2 separate regions of the Homo sapiens genome follow, and region 1 is linked to region 2. A link is an interaction called in ENCODE POLR2A ChIA-PET data of the cell type or tissue named here. Cell type or tissue: B cell. All regions are shown on one strand. Each heading gives the region's core, and the rest is flanking DNA. Links, peaks and the distances in the headings are about the cores only. Region 1 overlaps FUT8 (fucosyltransferase 8). Region 2 has its middle 19 kb from the start of MIR4708.

Region 1 (11,126 bases), core at 2,073-10,072, 110 kb before region 2:
AGAGGCCGAGAGGGGACAAGTGGTTAACCATGTTTATATATTTGGTGGCACACACTACTAGTATCCAAGTCTCCTGATTCCAAGTTCAAAGCTTTTGTACTTTATCCATTCATTCCCATTACTAAACAGAATCATGCTAAATGAAAGGAGGAGTACACAAAAGACTACACTATTGTATGATTCCATTAATATTAAAAATCAAGAAATGGCAAAACCATGGAGACAAAAAGCAGATCAGTGGTTGCCTGGAGCTGGGGATAGGCACAGGGAGTGACTGCAAATGGACAAGAATGGGTTTTTTGGAAGATGAAAGTTTTCTAAAACTGGATTGTGATAATTGTTGCACAACTATATAAATTTACTAGAACTTGAACTATGAATGTTATGGTATATAAATTATACCTTAATAATGCTATTTTTAAAATTACTAAGAAGGAATTCGGTATATAAGGAACTCAACTCAATAGCAAGAAAACAAATAATGCAATTAAAAAATGGGCTACAGACCTAAATAGACATTTCTCAAAAGAAGACATATAAATGGCCAATTGGTATATGAAAAAATACTGATGAACCATCACAAAAATGCAAATCAAAACCACAATTCTGTATCACCTCACGCCTGTTAGAATGGCTATTCACATAAAGACAAAAGATGAGGATGTGGAGAAAAGGGAATCTTGTACACTGTTGGTGGGAATGTAAATTGAGACAGCCATTATAAAAGAACAGTGTGGAGGTTCCTCAAAATATTAAAAATAGAACTACCATATGCTCCACCAATTCCACTTATGGGTATACATCCAAAGGAAATGAAATCAGTATGTCAAGGAGGTATCTGCACTCCAATGTTCATGAAAGCATTATTCATATAGCTAAGATATGGAGTCAACGTAAGCGTCCACCAATGGATAAACGGGTAAAGAAAATGTGTTATGTAGGCCAGGCGCGGTGGTTCACGCCTGTAATCCCAGCACTTCAGGAGGCCAAGGCGGGCGGATCACGAGGTCAGGAGATTGAGATCATCCTGGCTAACATGGTGAAACCCTGTTTCTACTAAAAATACAAAAACAAAATTAGCCGGGCATGGTAGCGGGCACCTGTAGTCCCAGCTACTAGGGAGGCTGAGGCAAGAGAATGGCCTGAACCCGGGAGGCAGAGCTTACAGTGAGCCAAGATCACACCACTGCACTCCAGCCTGGGCGACAAAGAGAGACTCCGTCTCAAAAAAAAAGAAAGAAAATGTGTTATGTGTGCATGTGTGTGTGCATGCTCACACACACAGGATTCATATTCAGCTTTTAAAAAGTAAGACAATCCTGTTGGAGTTTAAATACGCCATTCTGACATATTGACTATTTTGAGTCAAAGGCACTTGAAAAACAGCAGGTGTAAGAAGAGCGCTCTGACCTTTCTTCTATTTCTTAAAAGCAGATGAAATTCCCATGTGAATGATGTCCTCCTTAAACTAAAAGGAAAGCAACATTTTTATCATCAAGGACGGGATATGGAGACAAAGAGAATTCCATACAGACTTTGTTAAAATAACTTCTATCCTTTAAGCCTCCCCATATAATCCAGTTTATTTTTCACAAGTTATTATCCTTTGTCCAATTCAGTATGTAAGTATTCAATTCTAACTGTATCTTTGGGTCTGTTTCCTTATGAGGGCTCCTGTGCCACATAAAACTTGTATTGAATAAATTTGTGTGCTTTTCTCCTGATAATCTATCTTATGGTAATTTGTGAGGCCAAGCAAAAAAAAAAAAAAAACTTTAAAAAGGTGGAGGTAAAGTTTGCCTCCCCTTTACACTGTTATCTGCAAATAACATGGATGAACCCGAAGGACATTAGGCTAAGTAAAATAGGACTGGCAGAAAAAGACAAATACACGTACTACATGATCTTACTTATATATGGAATCTAAAAAAGGTGAACTCATAGAAGCAGAGAACAGAATGGTGGTTGCCAAGGGCTGGGGTGAGGAGGAAATGGGGAGATGTTGGCCAAAGGGTTATTCAGGATGAGTAAGTTCGAGAGATCTAACGTACAGCATGGTGACCACAGTTAATAATATTTATTGTACACACTAAATGTGCTAAGAAAGTAGATTTTTTTTTTTTTTGAGACAGAGTCTTGCACTGTCACCCAGGCTGGAGTGCAGTGGCGTGATCTCAGCTCACTGCAACCTCCGTCTTTCAGGTTCAAGCAATTCTCCTGCCTCAGACTCCCAAATACCTAGGATTACAGGGGCCCGCCACCACACCCAGCTAATTTTTTGTATTCTTAATAGAGATGGGGTTTCATTATGTTGGCCAGGCTGGTCTCAAACTCCTGACCTCATGATCCGCCTGCCTCAACCTCCCAAAGTGTTGGGATTACAGGCATGAGCCACTGCTCCCAGCCAGAAAGGAGATTTTAAATGTTCTCACCACACAAACACACAAAAATAACTATGTGAGGTGACGGATGTGTTAATTAGCATGATTGTGGTAAACATTTCACAATCTACACATATACCAAAACATCAAGTTGTACACCTTAAATATATACAATTTTTATTTGCCAATTATACCTCAATAAAACCAGGGGGAAAAAGAACATTTCATGTTTAAAAAAAAAAAAAAAAAAAACGGCCAGGCATGGTGGCTCATACCTGTAATCCCAGCACTTTGGGAGGGCGAGGCGGGTGGATCACCTAAGGTCGTGAGTTCTAGACTAGCCTGACTAACATGGAGAAACCCTGTCTCTACTAAAAATACAAAAAAATTAGCTGGGTGTGGTGGTGCATGCCTTTAATCCCAGCTACTTGGGAGGCTGAGGCAGGAGAATCGCTTGAACCCAGGAGGTGGAGGTTGTGGTGAGCCGAGTTCGTGCCATTGCACTCCAGCCTGGGCAACAAGAGTGAAACTCCGTCTCAAAAAAAAAAAAAGAAACTCCATTTTTTTTCTAATTGTTTTTAGCTTTAAACTCTTAGAGCTCTCAGGGCTTAAAACTTGAACAACACAGGTTTGAATTTTGAGGGTCCACTCATATGCTAATGTTTTTCAATAAATATGTTGATAAATTTGGGGGAGGTTTGTGACAATTTGAAAATATTCATAGACAACCATATAACCTAGAAATATCAAAAAAGTAGGCCATGTGCAGTGGCTCACACCTGTAATCCCAGCACTTTGGGAGGTCAAGGCAGGAGGATCATGAGCACTGGAGTTCAAAACCACCCTGGACAAGGGCAACATGGCAAAACCCTGTCTCTACAAAAAACACAAAAATGAGCCAGGCATGGTAGCATGCACCTGCAGTCCCAGCTACTTGGGAGGCTGAAATGGGAGAATCGCTTGAGTCAGAAGGCAGAGGTTGCAGTGAGCTATGATTGAATCATGACATTCCAGCCTGAGTGACAGAGTGAGACCCTGGGTCAAAAAAAGAAAAAGACGGGAGGCTGAGGTAGGAGAATCACCTGAACACCAGAGGTGGACGTTGCAGTGAGCCGAGATCGTGCCACTGCATTCCAGCCTGGGTGACAGAATGAGACTTCATCAAAAAAAAAAAAAAAAAAGAAAAGAAAAGAAAAATAGAAAGTAAGAGGTATGTCATGAGTGCTTAAAATATATGTAGATACTAGTCTATTTTATCATTTACTACTACAAATATATACAAATCTATTATAAAAAGTTAAAAATTGTCACAACTTATACCACACACTTAGCCACACATGGTGGCATTTGACACTGAGAGAAACCCTGTCTCAAAAGAGTAAAGATGCAGTATTAAATCATAACTACATAAATTTAACTGTACTACACCCTGTACTATTGAAATAATTTTGTAGCCACCTCCTGTTGTTAATGAGGTGAGCTCAAGAGTGAATATTTGCTTAAAGTACCATGTGACATTAATCATCTCCAAGCAAGCAGTTCATCTTTCCAATAAATTGTATATTCCAGTAAAAAGTGATCTCTCGCGGTTTCATTATGTTTAGTACGATACTATAAACCTCAAATGACACCTAAGTGCCACTAGTGATGCCGGAAGTGCTCCCAAGAAGCAGAGAAAAATCATGGCATTACAAGAAAAAGGTGAATTGCTTGATACGTACTGTAGATTGAGGTCTGCAGCTGCAGTTGCGTGCTACTTCAAAATAAATGAATCCAGCATAAGGGCCATTGTAAAAAAAGAATTCATGAAGCCATTGCTGAAGGCACACCAGCAGATGCAAAAATTGTGCACGTTTTGTGAAATAGTTTTTTATCTCATGTTGAAAATGTAGCTTTTATAGGGGTACAGGATTGCTATAAAGAAAGGCATCCCTATAAACTTTAATAAGTTTCAAGAAAAAGCAAAGTCATTATACAACTTAAAACAAATGGAAGGCGAAGGATCTAAAGCTGAAGAATATAATGCCAGCCACGGATGGCTTGATAATTTTAGAAAGAGTTTTGGCTTTAAAAACGTCACGATAACAGGAGAAGCAGCTTCTGCCAACCAAGAGGCAGCAGACGACTTTCCAGATGACATTAAGAAAATCATTCACTTAGGCCGGGCGCGGTGGCTCACGCCTGTAATCCCAGCACTTTGGGAGGCCGAGGCAGGCGGATCACGAGGTCAGGAGATCAAGACCATCCTGACTAACACTGTGAAACCCCAGTCTCTACTAAAAATACAAAAAATTAGCCTGGCGTAGTGATGGGTGCCTGTAGTCCCAGCTATTCAGGGGGCTGAGGCAGGAGAATGGCGTGAACCTGGGAGGCGGAGCTGGCAGTGAGCAGAGATTGCGCCACTGCACTCCAGCCTGGCCGACAGAGCCAGACTCCATCTCAAAAAAAAAAAAAAAAGAAAGAAAATCATTCACTTTGGGAGGCCGAGGTGGGCAGATCACAAGGTCAGGAGTTCGAGACCAGCCTGGCCGATATGGTGAAACCCCGTCTCTACAAAAAATACAAAAATTAGCCAGGCGTGGTGGTGTACACCTGTAGTCCCAGCTACTCAGGAGGCTGAGGCAGAAGAATCACTTGAACTCGGAAGGCGGAGGTTGCAGTGAGCCGAGATCGCGCCACTGCACTCCAGCCTGGGTGACAAAGCGAGACTCAGTCTCGAAAAAAAAAAAAAAAAAAGAAAGAAAGAAAGAAAATCACTGAGGAGGCCAGGTGCAGTGGCTCATCCCTGTAATCCCAGCACTTTGGGAAGATGAGGCAGGAGGATCGTTTGAGGCCAGGAGTTCAAGATCAGCCTGGGCCTGGGCAATACAGCGAGACCCTGCCTCTACAAAAAACATTTTTTTAATTAGCTGGGGGAAGGCATAATGGCTCACACCTGTAACCCCAGCACTCTGGAAGGCCCAGGTGGGAGGATCACCTAAGGCCAGGAGTTTAAGACCAGACTGGGCAACACAGTGAGACCCTGTCTCTACAAAAAAATAAAAAATATTTAAAAATTAGCCAGGCATAGTGGTGCACACTTGCATCCCAGCTATTCGGGAGGCTGAGGCAGGAGGACTGCCTAAGTCCAGGAGTTTGAGACTGCGGTGAGCTATGATCATGCCATTTGCATGTCAGCCTGGGCAATTGAGCAAGACCCTATCTCTTAAAAAAAAAAGAAATATGGAGAAAGAATATCCGCCTAAACAAGTTTTTAATATAGACAAAAGTGCCCTATTCTGGAAAACAATGCCATAAAAAACATTCATTAGTAAGGAAGAGAAAAAGCACCAGGATTAAAGGCAGGAAGGGATGGGCTAACTCTACTGTTTGGTGAAAATGCAGTGTGGTTTATGATCAGAACTGCCCTTATCTATAATGCTACAAACCCCCAAGCCTTGAAGGGAAAAGATAAACACCAGCTCCCAGTCTTTTGGTCATAGAACAAAAAAAGCCTGGGCAATGAGAACCCTTTTTCTGGATTGGTTCCATTGATGCTTTGTCCCTGAAGTCAGGAAGTATTTTGCCTGTAAGTTCTTTTATTATTGAACAATACCCCTGGCCACCCGGAACCCCATGAGTTCAACACCAAAGGTGCTGAAGTAGTCTACTTGCCCCCAAACAAAATGTCTCTAATTCAGCTTCTAAATCAGGGGGTCACGAGGATCACTGGACACAGTACACTACAGAAAGTACTGTCAACTCTATGAAAGAGAATGCCAATAAAGAAACCATCCTGAAAGTCTGGAAGGATTACACCACTGAAGAAGCCGTCGTTGTTATGGAAAAAGCCATGAAAGCCATCAAGCCTGAAACAATAAATTCCTGCTGGAGAAGACTGTGTCCAGATGTTGTGCATGACTTCACAGGATTTGCCACAGGGCCAATCAAGGAAATCACGAAAAAGACTGTGGATATGGCAAAAAAAAAAAAAGGGGGGGGTGGGTTAAAGGGTTTCAAGATACAAATCTTGGAGAAATTCAAGAAATAGACATCACACAAGAGGAATTTAAAAAGATGACTCGGTAAGTGCTTCCAATCCAGTACCAGGTAATGTAGAAGGAATGCAAGAAAACAAAATGACATCAGACGATATGGCAGAAGACTGTCTGATTGTTCAAGACTGCTTTTGACTCCTTCATGACATGGACCCTTCTCTGATATGGGCACTGAAACTAAAGCAAACGGTGGAAGAAGGATTGGTACCATATGGAAATGTTTTCAGAGAAATGAAAAAGCAAAAAAGGCAGAAGTATGACGTATTGCCATAAAGTTACACCATGTGTGCCTGCCTCTCACGCCTCCCCTTCCCCCTTCCACCTCTACCATGCTGAGACCAACAAGACGAATTCCTCCGCTTCCTTCTCCTCTCAGCCTACTCAATGTGGAGACAATGAGGATAAAGGCCTTTGTGATGATCCACTTCCACTTAATGAAGAGTAAATATATTCTCTCTTCCTTATGATTTTTTTTTTTTTTTTTTTTTTCCTGAGATGGAGTCCCGCTCTGTCGCCAGGCTGGAGGGCAGTGACACAACCTTGGCTCACTGCAACCTCCACCTTCTAGGTTCAAGCAATTCTCCTGCCTCAGCCTCCTGAATAGCTGAGACTACAGGCACATGCAACCACGCCCAGCTAATTTTTGTATTTTTAGTAGAGATGGAGTTTCACCATGTTGGCCAGGATGGTCTCGATCTCTTGACCTCAAGATCCGCCCACCTTGGCCTCCCAAAGTGCTGGGATTACAGGCGTGAGCCACGGCGCCCGGCCTATGATTTTCTTAATAACATTTTCTTTTCTCTAGCTTACTTTGAGAACACAGTATATAATACATATAAGGTACAATGTGTTAGTTGACTATGTCATCGGTAAGGCTGGAAGTCAACAGTAGTTTATTAGTAATTAAGTTTTTGAGGAGATAAAAGTTACATGTGGATTTTCATCTTGATGGGGGTCTGTGCCCCAAACCCAGTGCTGTTCAAGGGTGAACTATACGTGCTGAAAAGTGTCATTAAAATATGAAGAAACCAACTTTTCTCTAAACTTTAGATGCACTTCCCTGAATAATTTCCAAAGGTTGGGTATCTTATTTTCCAACCGTGCATTTACAAGCAGAAACAGCAAACGATAGGTACTATACTGATATACATGTAGAAATGAACACATGATCCCTATTAAAACATTTTCATTATTTATCATTATTTCCTTTCAGGTACTTCTGTACTACTCTAAGCCTCTGTAGACAGTCATATAGAGGATGTGTTCTGGCCAAGTTTGGTGGCTCACACCTGTAATCCCAGCATTTTGGGAGGCCAAGGGAGGAGGACCACTTGAGCCTAGGAATTCAACACCAGCCTGGGCAACAGAGCAAGACCTCATCTCTAAAATAAAATAAAAAATAAAAATAAAAAAAGGATGTGTTCTTTTCTTTGTTATCTAGTCTGACAAAAATTTCTCCAAAATAGACTTCTTTGGTAATTTTATTTTCATTACATCTTTATGCCATTAAAACCTAAACACTAATCTTTTTTTTATTATTATTAAGAGGAACTATTCCTAATTGCACATTACCAGGTTTCTGTTGCTTATTATTTGGTGCATCCTCAGTAGGTATACATCTTTTCAGCTTACTCAGCATTGAGAACATAATATTGTGTGTTTGTTTACTTACAAATTAAAAGTAACATTATATCTCTCATCGTATGCACACTTGACAACCTATGAGATGTATCAAGCAGATACTTCTAATATTTGAACCTTAAAAATAAACGGAATTTTAGTTGATAGAGGGCTGGATGTCTGTAATTATGTCACGAAGCAATCAGGGTTATCAGTACATCTACATTTCTCACGCTGTTGAGGGGGTCGGTTTACCAAGCATAAGACAGGACCTTTTGGCCTCAAGAATTTCAGTTACAACCTGCCTAACCCCTAGAGTTTCACTAAACTTCCTAAGAGAGAAAGAAAAACCTAAAACTTAGAAAAAGAAAGCAAATTGTTTACCCTGGCTTAGTTCTAATTGTAAAGAATCAACTTTCTCAAAATTACAATCTTTTGACATTTGGCAACTGAATGAATCAAGTAGTTATTCAGAGAGCTCAAGACATAAAAACTAATACAACTTCTATTATATATTTTTCTCCTTCAGGTACCAGTACAATTCCATGTGTTGGAGAAATTGAGTAAGTCAAATCCCAATTGATTAGGCCCTAATTATCAAAGACACTTTCACCTTGTGAACTTCTCACAGTAACTGTCTTAAACCTGCTAACAGTACTCCCATGAGTGGAGAACACTGTGCTTCATTTTTAGTTTAATATGTTAGTTCTCTTCAATGAACATAGTTTTTTTTTTTACATTACAGTAATGAGGCACATGAAGGTTAGAATTTGTTTTTGTTTTTTTGTTTTGTTTTGTTTTTTGAGACAGAGTTTCACTCTTGTTGTCCAGGCTGGAGTGCAATGGCAAGATCTCGGCTCACTGCAACCTCCGCCTCCTGGGTTCAAGTGATTCTCCTGCCTCAGCCTCCCGGGTTCAAGTGATTCTCCTGCCTCAGCCTCCCAAGTAGCTACGATTACAGGCATGTGCCACCATGCCCGACTAATTTTGTATTTTTAGTAAAGATGAGGTTTCTCCATGTTGGTCAGGCTGGTCTCCAACTCCTGACCTCAGGTGATCCACCTGCCTCGGCCTCCCAAAGTGCTGGGATTACAGGCATGAGCCACCGCGCCCGGCCTATAAAATCATTTTTAATAAATAATATTAAATGCTATACAAATGAAGTTCTTCTAGTCTCTTGCCTACCACCTCAAAAGGAAATGATATCATTATAATAAACCTATTATAACATAAAAGCTAATGTTTTACCTGGAAATGTTCTATGAACTCTAAGGAAAAAAGTATACTGTAAAGATGGTCAATTCCCGCATTTCTTACCATTGCTAGAAGAGGATGACAAACAAGGAGAAGTAAGTAGAGGGAAAGAGAAAAACTGAATAAATCTCCTTCATCTCCAAATAAGGCAAGCTCATCAACCAGTATGCTCCTCTCTCTATCTCCCTCTCTTCACTGACTGCCCCAAGGTCCCAGACAATACAGAATCTATAAATTATATCTGTCCACTTTACCACTAATTAAGATATTACTATCAATTGTATTAATTGTAAAAATGCTTAGATTAGCTTATGGAATGTTGGCTTAAGTCATTAAATAACATTACAATGCTTTTATTATAGTTTTGATGGTTTGTAAATATTGTTTATACTCTAACCAAATTTAATCTGGTTCTAGATATTATTAGAATTTGATATCTCATTTAAGGGATATTATAGAAAAATCAGTCACAACATTGATAAAAACTTAAAACTCATTCATTGTCCATTGAAAGTCTTGATCAAATAAGACTTAGACAGATACACAGGTTCATTTTAGTTATACGTTAAAGGTAATTAAGAGGACTCTCCCATTTTCATTTTACTTTTGTTCAAGTTTACAATCAGAAAGTTATAGCATTTATGCACTTTCAAGTTTATATCATGAAGTTTATTCATTAGAAAAACTAATTCTAACCGTCTTCATGTGCCTCATTGCTACATGATATAAACTCATTACTCAGGTTCTAAAATAAACATTAGCTTAATTTTCCATTTTCATCTAAGATTATTATCAATGTTTTATTATTTTATAATGTGAACTTTATACTGACCAGTCATCAAGGCTGTGACAAGATCTTTCAAGTTCGTTTTCATATTTATTCAGTTTATGGAAAAATAAATTTTAAAAACCCAAGTTATAAAATACAACAAATACAGTGAGCATTTCGTAGTGATCTTTAAAAGTTTTTCTTTTATTCCAGTGCTTCGAGGAAGAAGTTATAGTATAACTATACAATCACTATAGAAGAAAAGGCAGAATAGCAAAGGCAAATTTGAACCACATTAACACTACCCTTATATTGGTATAATTTGTTAATTAAAAGAAGATTTATAAATTCAAAACGTATTTCTCCTTCACATTGTCATTTTCTGACCAAAAAAAAGACTACCACAAAGAGGTATTTTTTTAAAGTAGATGGGTAAGAAAATTTAAATGAAATTAGCCCTATAACTCTGCTTTCAGTAAGAGTACAAAAGTAACCCTTATATTGACAAATACGGCATAATTCCATAGGTCCCATTTGCTCTTCCTCCGTTAAAAGGAAAATGTGTAGTATCATATAAAGTTTATATGGGTTTTATGTTCAGAATATTGTAGAGATTAAGAAAAACCTTTGCCTGGTGGGAGGTAAGATTAACTTTATTGGTTTGATTTCCCATTATTCCAAATGGAAGACTGTTGGATGATGGGGGGTAGCTGGGGAAAGGAAAAAAATGCCAGGAGATTAGAATGTTGAAAGAAAGAGAAGTTGAGATTTGAAACTAATCCATTTTTTAAAAATCTTACAACCAAGCATGGTAGCTCACGCCTGTGGGAGGCCAAGGTGGGATGATCACTTGAGGTCAGGAGTTCAAGACCAGCCTGGGCAACATGGCAAGACCCTGTCTCTTTTAAACTTAGAAACAAACAAACAAACAAAAATCTTTTTAATAAAATAAAGGAGCCGGGTACAGTGACTCACGCCTGTAATCCCAGCATTTTAGGAGGCCAAGGTGTGAGGACCACTTGACCCCAGGAGTTCAAGACAAACCTGGGCAACATACCAAGGTCT
Region 2 (11,126 bases), core at 1,853-9,852:
CTGAAATATGAACCCATATCTCTGTGACTCCTTTTACCCCCAGGCTATGTAGCCTGTCACTGTGAACATAGTCTCTCTCCTCTCCTCCCCACTGGCCCCCGTACATGTGTGTCTGTCTGTCTCCAGCTCGACCTCTCCCTGTCCTGCTGTCTCTGTTTCTCTCTCATCTGTGGGTAGGTTCCCACCACTTCCTTTCCTGAAGTCCATGCCTTGCGTGCCTGCCTACTGAAATGTGCTTCACCAGTGAGGCCTCCTGACCCTTCTGCATTGTCACAAGCTGGCCTGGATGATTTTTCTCACCTCACCCAGTCTAGTTTGCTCTCTACCTTCCAAGCCCAGCAGGTACTTGAAAAGTAGTGGTCATCTGCTGTTAGTAAAAGCTCCAAGTAAGAAAAATGTAAGCTAAACTAGGAGCAGAACAAAAAGGAAGTTAAGAGATAAGAACCAAACCTGGTTTCTTGGCAGGGCACTTAGGGAAAGAATGACCCAAGGTCAGTCAAACCTGCACCCTAAAGCAGGAAGGGCCTCTGGCCTTTTCACTCAGCAAGATGCTCAGGGGACAACCCAGAACATAGTGACTCTGGCTGAGGACGCTGTTACATTCCCCAGGGACTTGTAAGGCCTAACAATCACCATCCTCCTCCCGCTCCTCCTCATCAAATGCATTTATTAAACAGCCTAATTATTAAACAAGGCAGGTGGAAGAGAAAGGTGGGAAATTGGAAGGTTGAATCAAGCTTTTTAAAAAGCTAGAAAAATGACTCACTTTGTGTAACCTCTCATTTGGAGAAAAAAGTGGATGTTCCTGATCCAGCCAGGTACATTTTTAGACCTGTAGGGGAGAGATAGGGAAACAGACCATTTTTTCTCTCAGTCACAACTACTGTGAGCTCAGAGCTGAACTGCCAGGCCTCTAGAATAAATTCAGAGGATTTATTCTTCCAACAAGGGCCAGAAAACTGACAGAATCACAGGCAAGAATAATATCTGTTCAAGTCAATGTTTAGAATATTAGAAGTGTGAAGACATTTTATTAGCAAATCCACCAGATTTTCTCCTTAAGGTAAGAAATTGTGCTCTATTTTTTTCTCCTTCCTTTTTCTTTCTTTCTTTCTCTCTTTCTTTCTCTTTCTCTCTCTCTCTTTCTTTCAGAGTCTCACTCTATTGCCCAGGCAATCTCAGTTCACTGCAACCTCCACCTCCTAGGTTCAAGTGATTCTCCTGCCTCAGCCTCCTGAGTAGCTGGGATTACAGGCATGCACCTCCATGCCCAGCTAATTTTTGTATTTTTAGTACAGAGAAGGTTTCATCATGTTGACCAGGCTGGTCTCAAACTTCTGACCTCAGGTGATCCACCCACTTTGGCCTCCCAAAGTGCTGGGATTACAGGCATGAGCCACCACGCCCAGCTATTTAGTTTTAAATCCTGGGATGGAGCCCAGTGTCTGACACAGAGAGATGCTCAATAAATGTTTGCTAGGGCCAGGCATGGTGGCTCATGCCTGTAATACCAGCACTTCAGAAGGCCAAGGCAGGAGAATCATTTGAGCCCAAGAGTCCGAGACCAGCCTGGGCAATATAGCAAGATCCCCATCTCTACAAAAAAAAATTTAAAACAATTATATTGAAAAGCTTACTAGGATAAAATTGAAGGCAAGAGCTGAGTCTTGCACAATTTTGTATTCCATTCAGTGCCCAGCACTAAGTGAATGAGTGCCTGCAGGCATTAATGAATGAAAAATGCACTTTTTGATTTGCCTTTGAAGGAAAGCATATGCCTTTGCAAGCAGTGGTATCATCTTCCTAATTATCCAAGAAGTCTGTGTTCTCTTCTTAATTTCATTTTGATTTTGTTCCCTTAAGAAGACAGAGCTTTTGCTAAACGAATCTGGCTACTAAAAAGAAACAGTTCTGCTGGCTTTTCTTCTTCCTCATGTAGTGGCAAACAGTCCTGAACTTCTGGATCTGTCAAGGTATTTCCTATGTTCCTGTCTGGGCACAGGTCAGGATTCTCCCAGGAGCTGGTCTCATTTGCCTTCAGCTTTCCTGGTCCTCCTGTCGAATCTCACCTCTCCTCCTTGTTCTTTGTTTTGCCCCAGTTGAGTTTTAATCCCTTTTGCCCAGCAGCTCCCTCCTCTCCCAGTACAGTAAATCTCATCTCTCTCAGTGTAGCACATTAGCACATTTACGTGGAAAGTATTTAATACATATGGATCATATGGGTAGCCAAGAAAGTACATGGTCTGTGGGGGGGAAACTGAAGTAGGAGCAGGGAGAGGCAAGAACCTTTTCTCAAAAGAGTCCTGAGTGTGGCCAGGCACGGTGGCTCACACCTGTAATCCCAGCACTTTGGAAGGCCAAAGGAGGTGAATCATTTGAGGTCAAGAGTTCAAGACAAACCTGGCCAATATGGTGAAACCCGGTCTCTACTAAAAATACAAAAATTAGCCAGGCAGTGGTGGCGCATGCCTGTAATCCCAGCTACTTGGGAGGCTGAGGCTCGAGAATTGCTTGAGCTTGGGAGGCGGAGGTTGTGGTGAGTCAAGATCATGCCGCTGCACTCCAGCCTGGGTGACAGAGTGAGACCCTGTCTCAAGAAAAAAAAAAAAAAAGAGTCCTGAGTGGAGGGATAGTAGGGATCAGTGATGAGCTTTCTTTTCACAAACAGAAACAGGTGTGAGTCACTGAAGGGGCTTCATTTGGGAGATGAAGTACATTTCATTCTATCAGTTCCCTTCACAAATATATAAAAGCTCCCTATTTTACAGCTGAGGAACTGAAACTCAGAGAGGTTAGGAGACTTCCTGACCACACCTTCAGGCTGAGCTAGGTACCCCTCCTCTAGGCTTCTCTCATGGGACCTCTGTCTTAGTGCTCATCACACTGTGATACAGTTACTTACTAATATCTTTTTCTACTCAATTTTCTGTGCACTCACAGAAGGCAGAAACTGTACCTTTCATTTCCATGATTCTCATGGATAAAGCCCTCAATAAATGTTTGCCAGATGAATGACTTGCCCAAGGTCACACTGCTAATATATGGCAGAACCGGGACCAGAACCAAGACCTCCGACTCCCCAGATCCCATATCCTTGCTGTTCTCCTGGGATGTTTTCTGGAAGAAAATGAGCTGTGGGCCTAAAAAGAAGCCAATCAAGCATTTGGCAGGTTAGTGAACTATACTGAGAGATTTTTTTTTTTTTTTAACTTTCATTCTCCTTTCTTTTTGCTATTGTCAAGAATTTTAGGCAGTTACTCAGAGCTGAGCCAGGTGGGTCACATCTATAATCCCTGCTCCCAAAATAGCTGAATTCATCATGTCTTCAGAGGGGGAGGCTTTGCCGATAAAAGTGAGGGCTGCAAATCTCCACAGATGGCTTTCTCGCTCCCTCTCCTGCCCGCCTGCCAGGTGTGAACAAACACTTTGAAGTAATTTGGGGATGCCTGGGAGGAAATGTCAAAGGCTGTGCTTCATGGTTCTTAAAACATTGGAGAGTTCTGATCTTGCTGGTCCCGCACAACTAGGCTGGAAATCTCATGAGAAAAGGCTTGTTTCTTTTCTCAGCTGGTCACACACATTGATGATGGAGGGTCCGTTCTTGTCAACCACAAGCAAGATGCTAGCACTTGACTTGGATAATGTGAATGCGGCCAGACACTGAGAACAAAGAGGTGCCAGGCCTGCACTGCTGCTGACAGTAGAAGGGATTGTCTCGTTTCAAAGGAAAACTCAGAATAGAAAGGCAGCAGAGACAAGGGGTCCTGACAACTGTATCTGTAGTGGTCAAGAGTCCAGGCTCGGCCGGGCGCGGTGGCTCACGCCTGTAATCCTAGGACTTTGGGAGGCCGAGGCGGGTGGATCACGAGGTCAGGAGATCGAGACCATCCTGGCTAACATGGTGAAACCCCGTCTCTACTAAAAATACAAAAAATTAGCCGGGTGTGGTGGCGGGCGCCTGTAGTCCCGCTACTCGGGAGGCTGAGGCAGGAGAATGGCGTGAACCAGGGAGGCGGAGCTTGCAGTGAGCGCGATGGCGCCACTGCACTCCAGCCTGGGCGACAGAGCGAGACTCTGCTTAAAAAAAAAAAAAAAAAAAAGAGTCCAGGCTCTGGGGCTAGATCTGCCTGGGTTCCGAACTTTGTTCTACCACCTCCTAGTTATCTTACCTTGGGCAAGTTACTTAACATTGCTGTGCTTAAATCCTCATGTGCCAAAAGTCATGAACATCAATGAGCTAATCCATGAAGTTTCATTCCTCTCCATTTGCCCTTCCAGTTCCATTCTCTATCCATTTCTTCATCCCTGCTCTGTGCCCTAAGAGATCAACCTCTAAGACTGTATCACCCAGTGTCCTTTGCCCTCTGGCTTCTAGCTGGATTCATCCAAAGGAGCTAATGGCAGAAGACATTGGCTGCTCAGAAGGATAATAAAGAGCCCAGGTGTTTAATCCCCTGGCTTTCACAATGCTAGGTCACCATTTCAACAGAGGCTGTATACCTCTACCTCCATCCCCAGCCACTGTCAGGCAGCCCTCTCCCTCAAAGAAGCTCCATAATGGTCCCATTATCTCTGCTCTCTCCTCTTACCCTTTCAGACCTAGAGACGCTAATGGCCTCAGCATTGCTTGTTGAGCACCCTAACCCTATGCACGCTTCTGCACATAGTCCCTATGTTAAATTCTCTTCACCATTTGAGTGTCCCATTTGTCTTCTTTCAGCACCTTGACTAATGTGCCTGATGCATAATAAGTATTCAATACAATTTTTCTATTTATCTTCCTTCTTCTCCTTCTATTCTTTCATTATCCTCATCACCCTTTTAATCCTTGTTTGTTTGTTTGTTTGTTTTGAGACGGAGTCTTACTTTGTCACCCAGGCTGGAGTGCAGTGGCACAATCTTGGCTCACTGCAACCTCTGCCTCCCAGGTTCAAGCGATTCTCCTGCCTCAGCCTCCCAAGTAGCTGGGACTACAGGTGCCTGCCACCACACTTGGCTAATTTTTGTATTTTTAATAGAGATGGGGTCTCACTATGTTGGTCAGGCTGGTCTTGAACTCCTGACCTCAAGCAATCCACCTGCCTTGGCCTCCCAAAGTGCTGGGATTAACGGCATGAGCCACTGGGCCTGGCCCTTAATCTTTTTTATTATCAGCTTAATATTAAGCAGAAGAGCTGGGGGAGATTGTATTTGTTTTCTACTGTTGCACAAGTTGTACAACTTAGAGCTTAAAACAACACACATTTATTATGTCACCATTTCTGTGGATCAGCTGGGTTCTCTGCTTTCAGGATCTCACTAGTCAGGGCATTGGCTAGGGGGCTGCAGTCTCATCAGAAGCTTGGCTGGGGAAGGATATAGTACCAAGATCCCTCTGGTTGTTGGTAGAATTCATCTCTTTGCAGCTATAGGAGTGAGATCTCAGTTTACTTGCTGGCTACTGTCAGCTCCTAGGGGCTGCCTACTGTTCATTGCCATGTGGCCCTCTCTGTTAGGTCCTTTCACCACATGGCAGCTTATATCCTCAAGGCTGACAATGGGGAGAGTTTCTCTGACTTAGGGAGGTCCTAGTCACTCTTTAAAGGGCTTTCTCCTGACTAAACCAGGCCTGCCCAGGATAATCTCCCTTTTTATGAACTCAAAATGAACTGATTTGAGACCTCAGTCACAATGCAAAATCCCTTTGCCTTGCCATGTGATGTAACCTAATTAAGGGACTAACACCCCTTTACCTTTGGAAGTCACAGGTTCTACTTGTGGTTTAAGGGGAGGGGATTACACAGAGGTGTGGGCACGAGGAGATGGGAAATCATCAGTGGTCACCTTAGGGTCTGTCTGCCACAGAGGTCTCATCAGAAGGTGGGGCAATACTCACTCAGCAGCTTTTCTGATAGTTTTTCACTAAGGTCAGGAAGGGGTTCTTGCCAGCAGGAAAGGACAGGGACCAACACAAACTGAGCACTTGCTCTGGGCTCTGCATTGTGCCCTCCACTTTCCCCTTTGGTCCTCTAACATCCCTGTGAGTGTCCACTATTATCTCTGCCTTCTGAATGAGGAGGCTGAAGAGCAAAGAGGTTGAAGCAATTCACACAAGGCCGCACAGATGCCCCCTCTTTTTTTTTTTTTTTTTTTTTTGAGACAGAGTTTCGCTCTTGTTGCCCAGGCTGGAGTGCAATGGTGCGATCTCGGCTTACTGCACTCTCTGCCTCCTGGGTTCAAGTGATTCTCCTGCCTCAGCCTCCCAAGTAGCTGGGATTACAGGCATGTGCCACCATGCCTGGCTAATTTTGTATTTTTAGTAGAGACAGGGTCTCTCTGTGTCAGTCAGGCTGGTCTCAAACTCCTGACCTCAGGTGATCTGCCCATCTCAGCCTCCCAAAGTGCTGGGATTACAGGCGTGAACCACCGCGCCTTGCCGCCCCCTCTTAAATTCTTAAGATTTTCCGCTGACCAATATGGTGAAACCCCTTCTCTACTAAAAATACAAAAATTAGCGGGGCATGGTACTGTGCGCCTGTAGTCCCAGCTACTCAGGAAGCTGAGACAGGAAAATTGCCTGAACCTGGGAGGTGGAGGTTGCAGTGAGCTGAGATCGTGACACTGCACTCCAGCCTGGGCAACAGAGTGAGACTGTGTTAAAAAAAAAAAAAAAAAAAAAAAATTCTTAAGGTTTTCAACAGGAAATAACAAAAGTTGTAGAGGTCAATGTTTGAGAACTAAAAGGGCCTCTCCATGTGCATTCTTCTTTTCCACAGAGTTGGCATCTTTGATTTCAGGAGAGGGGAATACAGATTTTTTTTGTTTGTTTTTCAGAAAGAATTTGCTGGCTGGGTGTGGTGGCTCATGCCTGTAATCCTAGCACTTTGGGAGGCCAGGGTGGGCCGATCGCTTTGAGCTCAGGAGTTCATGACCAGCCTGGGCAACATGGGAAACCCCATTTCTACAAAAATTATCCAGGCATGGTGGCTTGTGCTTGTGGTTCCAACTACCTGGGAGACTGAGGCTGGAGGATCACTTGAACCCAGGAAGTGGAGGTTGCAGTGAGCTGAGATCATGCCACAGCACACCAGCCTGGGCAACAGAGACCCTGCCTCAGAAAATAATAAGAAGAATTTGCTAACACATAGCGCAAACACTTAAGAACTGTACCTGGAAAATAGAGTTAAAATTCCCAATGGATGAAAAAGCCACCACCCTTTTTATTTGTCAATGAACACTTCACTGCTGTTCAAGATACATATGAAAACAATCACAATTTACTATGTACATAGTGCTTTCAACTTTTTAAAGCAAATTCACATGTATTCTGAAGCTTTGTGCTTTTTTCCCTTTTAACTGGACCTAGAAATCCCCCAAAAGTATAAACATTTAGCTTCAGAAGCTTTGGGAATGGCATTACTGCTTCAAGGGGTAAAAAACCTAACTTTCCACCAATGCCAAGAACTTGCAAGAGGTGACTCTTAGGTTGAGTATAGTAAGCCCATTAGGAAAGTATTTACTGGCCACTGTAGCCAGTCCCTAATGTGGAGCCTGCTGCACAGAAGGCACGTTATACAAATTTGTGGAATGACTAAAGTAATGAATATATTTTCCGTTTCCTTGCCTTTTTCTTATTTCCCATGAACGTTTTCTCATTTTTTCATTGTTTCTTTTAATTTAAAAAGTACTCTATAGGCTCGTTGTAAAAACAAAACAAAACAAAACTCAAAAATGTATATACTAAAAAATGAAAATTCACACCGGGCGTGGTGGCTCACGCCTGTAATCCCAGCACTTTGGAAGGCCAAGGTGGGCAGATCACAAGGTCAGGAGTTCGAGACCAGCCTGGCCAATATGATTAAACCCCATCTCTACTAAAAATACAAAATTAGCTGGGCATGGTGGCGGGCACCTGTAGTCCCAGCTACTTGGGAGGCTGAGGCAGAAGAATCGCTTGAATCCGGGAGGTAGAGGTTCTGGTGAGCCGAGATCGCACCACTGCACTCCAGCCTGGGTGACAGAGCAAGACTCCATCTCAAAAAATAAATAAATAAATAAAATAAATAAATAAATAAATAAATAAATAAATAAAAAATGAAAATTCACATCCTTCAGCCTTTTTTTTTTTTTTTTTTTTTTAAGAGATAACCACTACGGACAATTTGATGTGTCATTTGTATTGCTAAAATGGAAGCATTTGATATCTAATTATTTGCTTCTTAGTCTGTCTTGTAGCATGGATGTCTTGTTTCTCTTAATGTCCTCTTTGTATTTGTTAGCATGTGTAGCAGACACCGTCTGTGTTATGTGCGTATCCTCTTAGGAACTCTTGTCATTTCCACCTATAACAGCCTGTCTTCCAATGGCCAGTCCCTCCGTCGTGTTTGTATTAGTGTATTTTCACACTGCTATAAAGAACTACCTGAGATAAACAAAAGAGGTTCACAGTTCTGCATGGCTGGGGAGGCCTCAGGAAACTTACAATCGTGGTGGCAAGAGAGAGAGAGAGTGAGAGAGTCGGTAGCAGGGAAGGCGCACCAGAGACTTACCAAAACAACCAGATCTCAGGAGAACTCTATCAGGAGAACAGTAAGGGGGACGTCTGCCCTCATGACTCAATCACCTCCCACCAGGCCACGCCCCAATCTCAGATTACAATTTGAGATGGGATTTGGTTGGGGACACAAAGCCAAACTGTATCATTGTTAGATGGCTCCCTCCAGCCACTGAAATTAGTTTGCCAATGGATGGTTGGCTGGAAGTACTTGGGAACGAATGGTCCTCTGGGAGACAGCCTTTAGCCAATGACTAAAAGTTGTAGGAGTATAACTACTCCTGCTCTCTGACCCCTTAGCTAGGTTAATTCTGAGGCATGTGTTTTGTACTGTTTTTGGAGTTTCCCTAAAAGATTAAACTCTAGTTGCTTATCTTTATAACTGGCTTAATAACACACCCTTCATTGGTTTTCTGCCCTTCTCTGTATCATTTCCCCATTTCCCTACTTACACTTTCCAAACATTTTGCACTTGAATCCTACTTACAAGGTCTGATTCTGAGAGAACATAAACTAAAACAGCATGGATATGCTGTAGTTAATTTCATCATTTCTTATTAATGGCCGTTTTTAGGTTGCTTCTGATTTTCAACAAAAATAACACTGCAATAAAATCTTCATCCATGTTGCCTAAAAAATGTGCACATATTCCTGAATTTTAATTGCTAGGTCAAAAGGAACAAATATTTGGTATTTAAGAGATACTGCCAAACTGGACCCTCAAATGGTTTTATTAATAACATCCTTACCAACAGTTTATTAGAGTATACTTTACCCCACCTCTTGCTGACACCGGGTATTAGAAGTATTTTAAATATTTCTCTGATCAATTAAACAAAAATAGATGTACTCTAATTAGGCTTGTTGTAGCACATTTTAATTTGCATTTCTCAGATTAATTAGGATAAACGTTGCAGCATTTCAGGTAGTTATCAGATGATAGGACGAGAACACAGAGAAAACACACACACCCAATGCAGAAAAAATTAAGGTCTTGATTTAAGTAGCTGACAATATAAAATCTTATCAGCAGCGGAGTGGCTGCGTGAAGCAAAGGTGGATGTCTCCAAGCAGCTTTCCCTGGTCTCCAGGCCTCAGAGTGGGGCACACTGTGCACCCAAGGGGAGTCAAAGCAGATATGGAAAAGTTCAAGTCTTTTTATGCTTTAATCTCACTATACCCAGGATTTTTACTGCCTTTTAAGAAGACCTTTATACACACAAGCCATGTTTCTGTCTACAGGGATGTTATCAACCTTGTGTTCTCCTGGCTCTTGAAATAAACTTAACATGTCCAGCTGTCCTTGAACAATAACTCCGCCTGTACCTTTCCAACTTTCTGGAAAGCGCATTTCCCCGAAGACCATCCTTCGCCTATGATTTTATTTTTATTTTTACTTTTTAAAGGCAAAGAGAATGTAGCCTGTGATTTAATACTCTTGTTTGGATGGTTCTAAAGCTGAGTGTAATCTGAAAACCACAACTAAAAATCTATTTCCCTAAAATCATCTGTTCATATGCCCAGTGAAAATTTGTATTTCTTATGTGATTGGCCGTTTCAAATTCTTTGTCCATTTTTTTTAATTGAATTGTTTTTGTTTTTTATATTTATTCTTTGAAAAAAAAATTTTTTTTTTTGAGATGGAGTTTTGCTCTTGTTGCCCAGGTTGAAGTGCAGTGGCACGATCTCAGCTCACGAAAACCTCTGCCACCTGGGTTCAAGCAATTTTCCCACCTCAGCCTCCTGAGTAGCTGGGATTACAGATGCCCGCCACCACGCCTGGTTAATTTTGTATTTTTAGTAGAGAGAAGGCTCCACCATGTTGGCTAGGCTGGTCTCAAACTCCTGACCTCAGGTGATCCACCTGCCTCAGTCTCCCAAAGTCCTGGGATTACAGGTGTCAGCCATTGTGCCCGGCCAAATTTTTTTTTATATATTGTGGGTATTAACCTTTTGCTTGTTATAAATGTTTCAAATATTTCCTCTTAATCTTTTGCTTGTCATTTGCTGTTGTTTACAGTGGTTTTTCATTTTTATTCAATCATATCAGTAGATCTTTTCATTTATGATTTGGGTTTTGTTTCTTGCTTTGGAAGGTCATTCATCCCTCTTCAAAAATCATAAAAATAATCTCCTATTTATTTCTGTTAGCACTTTATAGCTTTGCGGGGGTTTTTTGTTTGTTTGTTTGTTTCTTACACTTAGCTCTTTAATCCATCCAGAATGTGTTTTTGTGAACGATCTGAAGAAATCTACCCAGGGAATTTTATCATTTTTGCTGCCACTATAAGTGAGGTATTTTTCCTGTCACATTTTCTGAGTGGTTATTGCCAGTATATAGGCTACACATTTACTTTGAAGGTACAATTTTATCATCTCCCACTGTCTCATCTCAGCAGGAACTGGATATTTGTGTTGAAGGAAGACCCTCTGAGACTGGTCAGTATGCCTGCTCTGTAGCCATTAAACAAATACAGCTTGAGTTTCCCTGAATTGAAATGCTTGGGACCAGAAATGTTTTGGACTTTTTTTTTTTCAGATTTTGTAGTATTTACCTATATCCACAATGAGATATCATGGGGATGGGACCCAA

The links. ChIA-PET counts read pairs that join two places held together with the same protein. Peaks named below come from ENCODE experiments on the same cell type or tissue, not always from the same donor. Only the 100,000 strongest peaks of a DNase experiment are listed, where the experiment ranks them.
Region 1: POLR2A ChIA-PET joins it to region 2 with 5 read pairs; 17 of 35 experiments call an interaction of 5 or more read pairs at or near these places.

The regions. Positions count from the first base shown.
Region 1 is chr14:65,416,976-65,428,101 of GRCh38, reverse strand. The region is part of intron 1 of FUT8 (fucosyltransferase 8); the gene reads right to left. Among named protein-coding and RNA genes, the nearest start is that of FUT8, 9.8 kb to the right of the region's middle. RefSeq lists an enhancer at 2,048-2,117 and silencers at 2,605-2,805, 8,485-8,685. In B cell, for the core only: no CTCF peak of the experiment used is centred there; no DNase peak of the experiment used is centred there.
Region 2 is chr14:65,310,535-65,321,660 of GRCh38, reverse strand. No RefSeq gene overlaps it. Among named protein-coding and RNA genes, the nearest start is that of MIR4708, 19 kb to the left of the region's middle. RefSeq lists enhancers at 1-64, 285-394, 2,465-2,684. In B cell, for the core only: no CTCF peak of the experiment used is centred there; DNase peaks (open chromatin) are centred at 2,800, 3,540 and 6,729; H3K4me3 peaks cover 5,116 bases; H3K27ac peaks cover 5,884 bases.